Regions from separate parts of the Homo sapiens genome. Here region 1 is linked to region 2. Evidence: chromatin contacts called from ENCODE Hi-C or POLR2A ChIA-PET data. All regions are on one chromosome and are shown on one strand. The core of a region is the stretch at or near the end of the contact, and the rest is flanking DNA. Distances in the headings are between cores, read along the strand shown. Region 1 overlaps CSF1 (colony stimulating factor 1). Region 2 overlaps LINC01768 (long intergenic non-protein coding RNA 1768).

What was found. A loop is a pair of places that touch in the nucleus more often than their neighbours do. ChIA-PET counts read pairs that join two places held with the same protein, here RNA polymerase II (POLR2A). Pooled maps may share reads with other maps.
Region 1: a map of ascending aorta shows a loop between it and region 2 (2.3-fold over the local background). The contact joins two enhancer-like sites. A Hi-C loop is called at or near these places in 1 of 168 maps with a recorded cell type or tissue (ascending aorta) and 9 of 50 pooled maps. POLR2A ChIA-PET finds 5 or more read pairs at or near these places in 7 of 52 experiments (A549, BJ, K562 and 3 more).

The regions. Positions count from the first base shown.
Region 1 is chr1:109,926,883-109,930,345 of GRCh38, forward strand. It overlaps CSF1 (colony stimulating factor 1), which reads left to right. Exons shown (of 9, transcript NM_000757.6): 9 at 1,970-3,463. Among named protein-coding and RNA genes, the nearest start is that of CSF1, 18 kb to the left of the region's middle. Within about 2 kb of position 1,370, at least 25 of the 41 ENCODE cell types and tissues checked have a DNase peak (open chromatin) inside an H3K27ac peak, as active enhancers do.
Region 2 is chr1:109,890,632-109,893,790 of GRCh38, forward strand. All of the region lies in intron 4 of LINC01768 (long intergenic non-protein coding RNA 1768), which reads left to right. Among named protein-coding and RNA genes, the nearest start is that of CSF1, 19 kb to the right of the region's middle. Within about 2 kb of position 1,405, at least 5 of the 41 ENCODE cell types and tissues checked have a DNase peak (open chromatin) inside an H3K27ac peak, as active enhancers do.

The DNA.
Region 1 (3,463 bases), core at 120-2,619, 36 kb after region 2:
CTAAGAGAGGGCCTCTCCACATTTGCCAAACATGCAATAAATGTTGACTGACTGGCTTCAGGGCTGACTCACGGACTGACCCTGGCCAGCTGTCTCTAACTGACCAGCCTCTAGCTGACCAGTTAACCAGCTAACTGACTGACTCTGACTGACTGGCTGACCAGCTGGCTGGGTGAATGACTAACCAACCAACTATCTTGGTAACTGCCTAACTGACCAGCTGTTGCTTGGGGAGCCCATTGAGCAACTGACTAGCTGATTGCCTGACTAATTGGCTGGTTGGCTGACTAGCTGGGGTGACCCAGTCAAGTTTCCAGTCACATCCTTTACCAAGTGCAAGCCAGTGCCGCAGGGCTCTCCCATGTGTGGAGTGACAGGTCTGGGCCCCTTCTAGAGAGATAGGGAATTTGGCAAATGCTCAAAACCAGGGGAACCTATTTAGACAAGAACCAGCAGTAACAACATATCTGGAATCCTGGGGTCTACCTTGTCAGTGGGGTGGGCTAAGATGGGTGAGTGGGTCAGCTGGGGCACTGGCAAGACTGTGAAATGACCCAGGCCTCCTCAGAACTGGTTGCTGGTGGCTCAGTGCCACAACACCCTTCCCACGGGTCGTCTGTCCCCAAACCCCTCGCCGTGGTCTTGGCCCTCTGTCCCACCCCTCTACACGCCCACCCTCCTTTCCCCACTTGCTTATTCTCAGGCCCGTCCCAAGCTTTCCTCTTCCCCCTCAAGATTTCACTTGGAGAGGGAATCCAGGGCAGGGGCTACATCCAGATCCCACTTGGCCCGGCAGGTCCAGCCCTAAGGTGGTCTCCAGGCCAGGCACCAGTGGCCTTGGAGAGATTGAGTGCCAGCCCCTAGAGTGACTGCTGCTGTGATTTGAGAAGTGAGAGAGAGAAACATAGAGGCAGAGACTGAGATAGGGACTCAGAGCCACAGAAAATGCAGACACCAGCACCTCAGCCCTAAGCAGCTAGAAGATGGGGCAGCAGGCTGGAACTCGCTCACTGGGTCCTTCTCCCCTCCTGGGCCCTAGCTGGGCCTGTGGCCTGGCTGTACCCAGCATGGCTCATGTCCAGTTTATGGTTCCCCTTCTTTCCCTCTAGAGCATGGGAATGGGCAGGGAGCCAGAGGCTGTGGTTCCATCTTCCCTCCTTACCCAGTAGGGCCTATGGATGTTAGGGAGGGAGGCTCCACACAAGGTCCAAAGTCAAACTGTTGGATGGGGTCCAGGGGATTTCTGCTCTGGGAACAAAGCGTCCTGAGGATGCTGGGCAAGAGGACAAGGATGGGGGTGGAAGGCGAGAGGACAAGGCCCTGACTCCCATGGATGATGCGGGAGGCAAGGCCCTCGGCCCATCCAGGAGGGGCTGGGTTGCTTAGGGGTCGCGTGCCAAATGACAGTGTGGGAATTTCCTTGTCCTGGCACTGCCTCTAGACTTTTCCTCTCTGGCCCAAGTTGTTCCTCTTCAGCTAGCTCTGCCCTACTGTCTTGAACATCATATGTGATGCCCCTCTGATGAAATGAAAGATTCTTCTTTGCTAGTGTTAGCAGGAATCACCCTTTGTTCACTGGACCAAGGCCAATGAGATGACCTCGCCTGAGGAGGGGTCCAAAGACATTCAAGTGCCCGCTTCGCTCCTTGTCAGAGCCCTCTGCTTGAGCAGTAACCCCTCTTCCCAGCCCTGCCCAGACCTCTCCCGGGCCCCGTTATCTTCCACTGAGGCCCTGATTCCCCAGGAGGAGGTAGGAGGTGAGGCCAGTTGGGCCAGAGGCCTGGGCTGGTGCCAGAGAAAGCTGCCTGGTCTCTCTGTGGTGTCTGGAAAGGCCAGGGAAGGGAGGAAAGGAAGTCCTGCCTGCAGCACCGCCAGCAGCCCACAGGAATGCCACACCTCCCAATCCATGTCCTCAACGACCCTCCCCGCATTCCCACTCTGCTGACTAGCCTTTCCTTCTCTCCCACAGCTGGACGCACAGAACAGTCTCTCCGTGGGAGGAGACATTATGGGGCGTCCACCACCACCCCTCCCTGGCCATCCTCCTGGAATGTGGTCTGCCCTCCACCAGAGCTCCTGCCTGCCAGGACTGGACCAGAGCAGCCAGGCTGGGGCCCCTCTGTCTCAACCCGCAGACCCTTGACTGAATGAGAGAGGCCAGAGGATGCTCCCCATGCTGCCACTATTTATTGTGAGCCCTGGAGGCTCCCATGTGCTTGAGGAAGGCTGGTGAGCCCGGCTCAGGACCCTCTTCCCTCAGGGGCTGCACCCTCCTCTCACTCCCTTCCATGCCGGAACCCAGGCCAGGGACCCACCGGCCTGTGGTTTGTGGGAAAGCAGGGTGGACGCTGAGGAGTGAAAGAACCCTGCACCCAGAGGGCCTGCCTGGTGCCAAGGTATCCCAGCCTGGACAGGCATGGACCTGTCTCCAGAGAGAGGAGCCTGAAGTTCGTGGGGCGGGACAGCGTCGGCCTGATTTCCCGTAAAGGTGTGCAGCCTGAGAGACGGGAAGAGGAGGCCTCTGGACCTGCTGGTCTGCACTGACAGCCTGAAGGGTCTACACCCTCGGCTCACCTAAGTGCCCTGTGCTGGTTGCCAGGCGCAGAGGGGAGGCCAGCCCTGCCCTCAGGACCTGCCTGACCTGCCAGTGATGCCAAGAGGGGGATCAAGCACTGGCCTCTGCCCCTCCTCCTTCCAGCACCTGCCAGAGCTTCTCCAGGAGGCCAAGCAGAGGCTCCCCTCATGAAGGAAGCCATTGCACTGTGAACACTGTACCTGCCTGCTGAACAGCCTGCCCCCGTCCATCCATGAGCCAGCATCCGTCCGTCCTCCACTCTCCAGCCTCTCCCCAGCCTCCTGCACTGAGCTGGCCTCACCAGTCGACTGAGGGAGCCCCTCAGCCCTGACCTTCTCCTGACCTGGCCTTTGACTCCCCGGAGTGGAGTGGGGTGGGAGAACCTCCTGGGCCGCCAGCCAGAGCCGGTCTTTAGGCTGTGTTGTTCGCCCAGGTTTCTGCATCTTGCACTTTGACATTCCCAAGAGGGAAGGGACTAGTGGGAGAGAGCAAGGGAGGGGAGGGCACAGACAGAGAGGCTACAGGGCGAGCTCTGACTGAAGATGGGCCTTTGAAATATAGGTATGCACCTGAGGTTGGGGGAGGGTCTGCACTCCCAAACCCCAGCGCAGTGTCCTTTCCCTGCTGCCGACAGGAACCTGGGGCTGAACAGGTTATCCCTGTCAGGAGCCCTGGACTGGGCTGCATCTCAGCCCCACCTGCATGGTATCCAGCTCCCATCCACTTCTCACCCTTCTTTCCTCCTGACCTTGGTCAGCAGTGATGACCTCCAACTCTCACCCACCCCCTCTACCATCACCTCTAACCAGGCAAGCCAGGGTGGGAGAGCAATCAGGAGAGCCAGGCCTCAGCTTCCAATGCCTGGAGGGCCTCCACTTTGTGGCCAGC
Region 2 (3,159 bases), core at 155-2,654:
CAAAGTCCTCACATAGCTTGTTATCAAGATGAATCAGGATTGAGAAAATCTAAGATTCGTCCTCTACTCCCATGCTGATGGCAGCCCAGAATGGAACGCCTCCTCCCCTTCCCCCACTCCTGGAGCCTGCTCCTCTCTCATGTCCTCCCAGCCACTCTGTGTAGATAATTCAGTCTCACTCTCATGTCACCAACTCTGCCTCTTTCTATTTATTCCCACTGTACCTGTTCTGATTCATGTTATTGCCACCAGTCTCCTAACATTACATTGCTTCTTAACTGATTTATCTGCTCCACCCTTTCCCTCCAACTTTCCCCAGCTCCCCCTTCCAGGGGAGAGAGGACAAAGAGAGGACACTCCTAGAAATAAACTCTCCAAAATACACCCTTCCCACAGCCGTCAGCAGAGCCTCTGCAAAATGCGGGTCAGTTTAGATGACTCCTGTCATGGAAACTTCTCAGAGGGTCTCTGTGTCTACAGAACAAAGACGACACTCCTTGCTTAGCACGATACCAAGACTCCTCCTCGCCTGACCACCTACATCTCCTCCCTCCATGTCCTATGCGCCAGTCCCTGTGGGCTTTTGTATGTTAGCTGTAACAAAGCATGTACTTTCCTGACTCATGCTCTCCTCCTGTTTCTCTGGCTGGCAAGAGCCTGTGCATCCCATAGGGCTTAGCCGCAATCACACCTTCTCTTTGGTGCCTTTTTTATCCTCATAGTTCAAAATTAATCAGCCCTTTCTCTACAACAAAGCCAGCATGTTGTCAAATCTCTATTTAGCATATATTGTCAGCCTTGTATTGCAGTCAACTGTTTAGAAATCGTTCATGTAACACTTATCTATAAATATGTTTAGTTGTGTGAGACGCTGAGGACACAAAGACAGAAGGCCAGTCCCTGCCTTCAGAGTGTTCATGTTTTGGTGATGGGGGAATGGGAGTTTCTGCTAGGCTGCCAGGCAATGGCACAGCTTAGTGGTATATGCTGTGATGCTTGAAGGACGTCTACCCAGACGAGGGTCAGGGAAGACTTCCTGTGGGAAGATGACATCTCAGCTGAGGCTGGAGGGAGGAGCTGCCTGGCTTTTCAGGTAATTCCACCATGTAGTAGAATTACCAGTTTATATGTCTCTCTCCCCAGCTACAATCTAAATTTCTGAAGTTCAGAGAAATGTTTTACTTATCGCTGAGTCCCCACACCTCATTCCAGAGGCTGGCACATCTTAAACCACAGTGATGATTGTTAGGATGGGCCTCTAGACTCCTGGAAGGCAGGAGCTCTGTCTTCTCCATTCTTTTATTCTTCTCTCTTCCAGTGCCTTGTAGCGAAGCCTTGGCAGATTGGGTGTTTTCTGAAATGAGTTACAAGAGAGCTTCCCGGAAGTAGCAGGTGCTCTGGGGACACATGAGCAAACAGTTGGCCTGGGATGTGTCTCAGACTAGACAAGTGCACACAACTCATGTGACTGCTGTCTAGACCCCAGATGCCAGCAAGCTGATGCTCATCCCAGCTGGGCTCCCTGAGGCTGGCTGACCGAACAAGACCTCCCAGCTTTGGCCTGTTGTCCATCATTCTTTCCTACACGCTGCCAGGAAACGGACAGGGAAGGGGCACTTCCAGCAAGCAGAGACAGGGCCAAGAACTCCAGGGACCAGGCTGGAGTGACTTACCGGGACAGCGTGGGGGCACACTGAGATGCACCAGCAGAATGCCTCCTGCCCGGGCTAGAGATTGGACCCCAGCATGGTTTTGGAGGCTGTAGATTCAGCAGTTGTGGTGTCACGAGTCACTCATCTCAAATAAAGGACAGGGGGAACTCAGTGTGAGCCCCAAACAAGAAGCTCACAGGCAGCTTCTGAGCCCTGGGGAGAAATTGTTTGCTCCTGGGCTGGGTGGTAAGGGGGGGTTCTCCAGTGGACCCTCCTTCCTCCACCTACTTGCCACCAATTTGTATTGGGGAGGGGTTGGTATGCAGAGGGTGAAGACAGTATCATAAAAGCAGGAAAGTGTCCTGAATTCCAGGGCTGAGGAAACTCCCCCTGGGGCTCTATAGTTCCTACCAGGAAGTGGGGAATTCCCAGCAGCTTGCAGTGGGTGGTGGGGAGGTGGAGAGGGAGAAGTTTCCAGAGGGTCAGGGCTTCCTTAGGAAGGGCCCTCCCATCCTGAGGCAAATCTCTGCTCATCCCCTGAAGGTAGAAGTGGGCTTTGGGATCCAAGGTGCCCTTTAGCTTGGGATGTAGGGCATGTAATTCTTACTCAAAGGACAGCCTCTCTCCTCAGGCCTCGGCAAGGAGCCAAGACAGACGCCCTCTCCTCCAGCAGCCGGCTCCTTGGGGCTCCTCCTCCTCCTCTCCTCCCAGCGCTCCTCGCTGGACTTCTTTATTCCCCACATTGTCTTCTCATCTCCCTACTGAAACTAGGAGAAGGTGGAGGGAGGGCCTAGATTGTTCCTCTCTGAAAGGGTCCCCCAGTTGGGTAAGAAGAGCTGGTCTGTGGTCACGGCCTACAATCCAGTAAGCTCGGGCTCTGCCTGTGGCCAAGTTACTCAGCTACTCCAAGTCCAGGCTTGCTCCTCTGTAAAATGGGGATGCCCCTTTGCAAAGCTGTTGTGCTGAGCCATTGCATGTCAGACTCCTTGCGAATTCGCTTTAGAGATTGTTGTTCATTAGTCGAACATCCATTCAGCACATTTATTGTGTGCTCAGTGTGTGCTATGTGCTGTTCTGTGGGCTGTTCTGTGGGCTAAGAATGTAGAGTGAACAAAGCAGACAAAACCCCTGTCCTCCTGGAGCTCACACTTTAGTGGGGAAGATGAACAAGAAGGAAGCCAGCAAATACACAAACATGTAATACATAATAAATATAATTGCCTTCCACGCAAAAAATAAGGAAAAGTGACAAAGGGTGGAGAGTTCTATCTTAGGATGCTCAGCAAGAGCCTCTCTGAGGAGGTGACATTTGAACAGAGGCTTGAATGTGGTGAAGGGGAGGGCCAGGTGACAATATCCAGGAGGGCCTTCCAGGAAGAGTGAGCAGCACCAGCCAGTGCTCTGAGGCAGGGAGCAGCTTGCTTAGGGACCAGCAAGGAGTCGAGGGGTAGTAGTGGAGTGAGCAGGACACAGTTCCGGGGAGAAGAAGTCAGAGGACAAGGTAAGG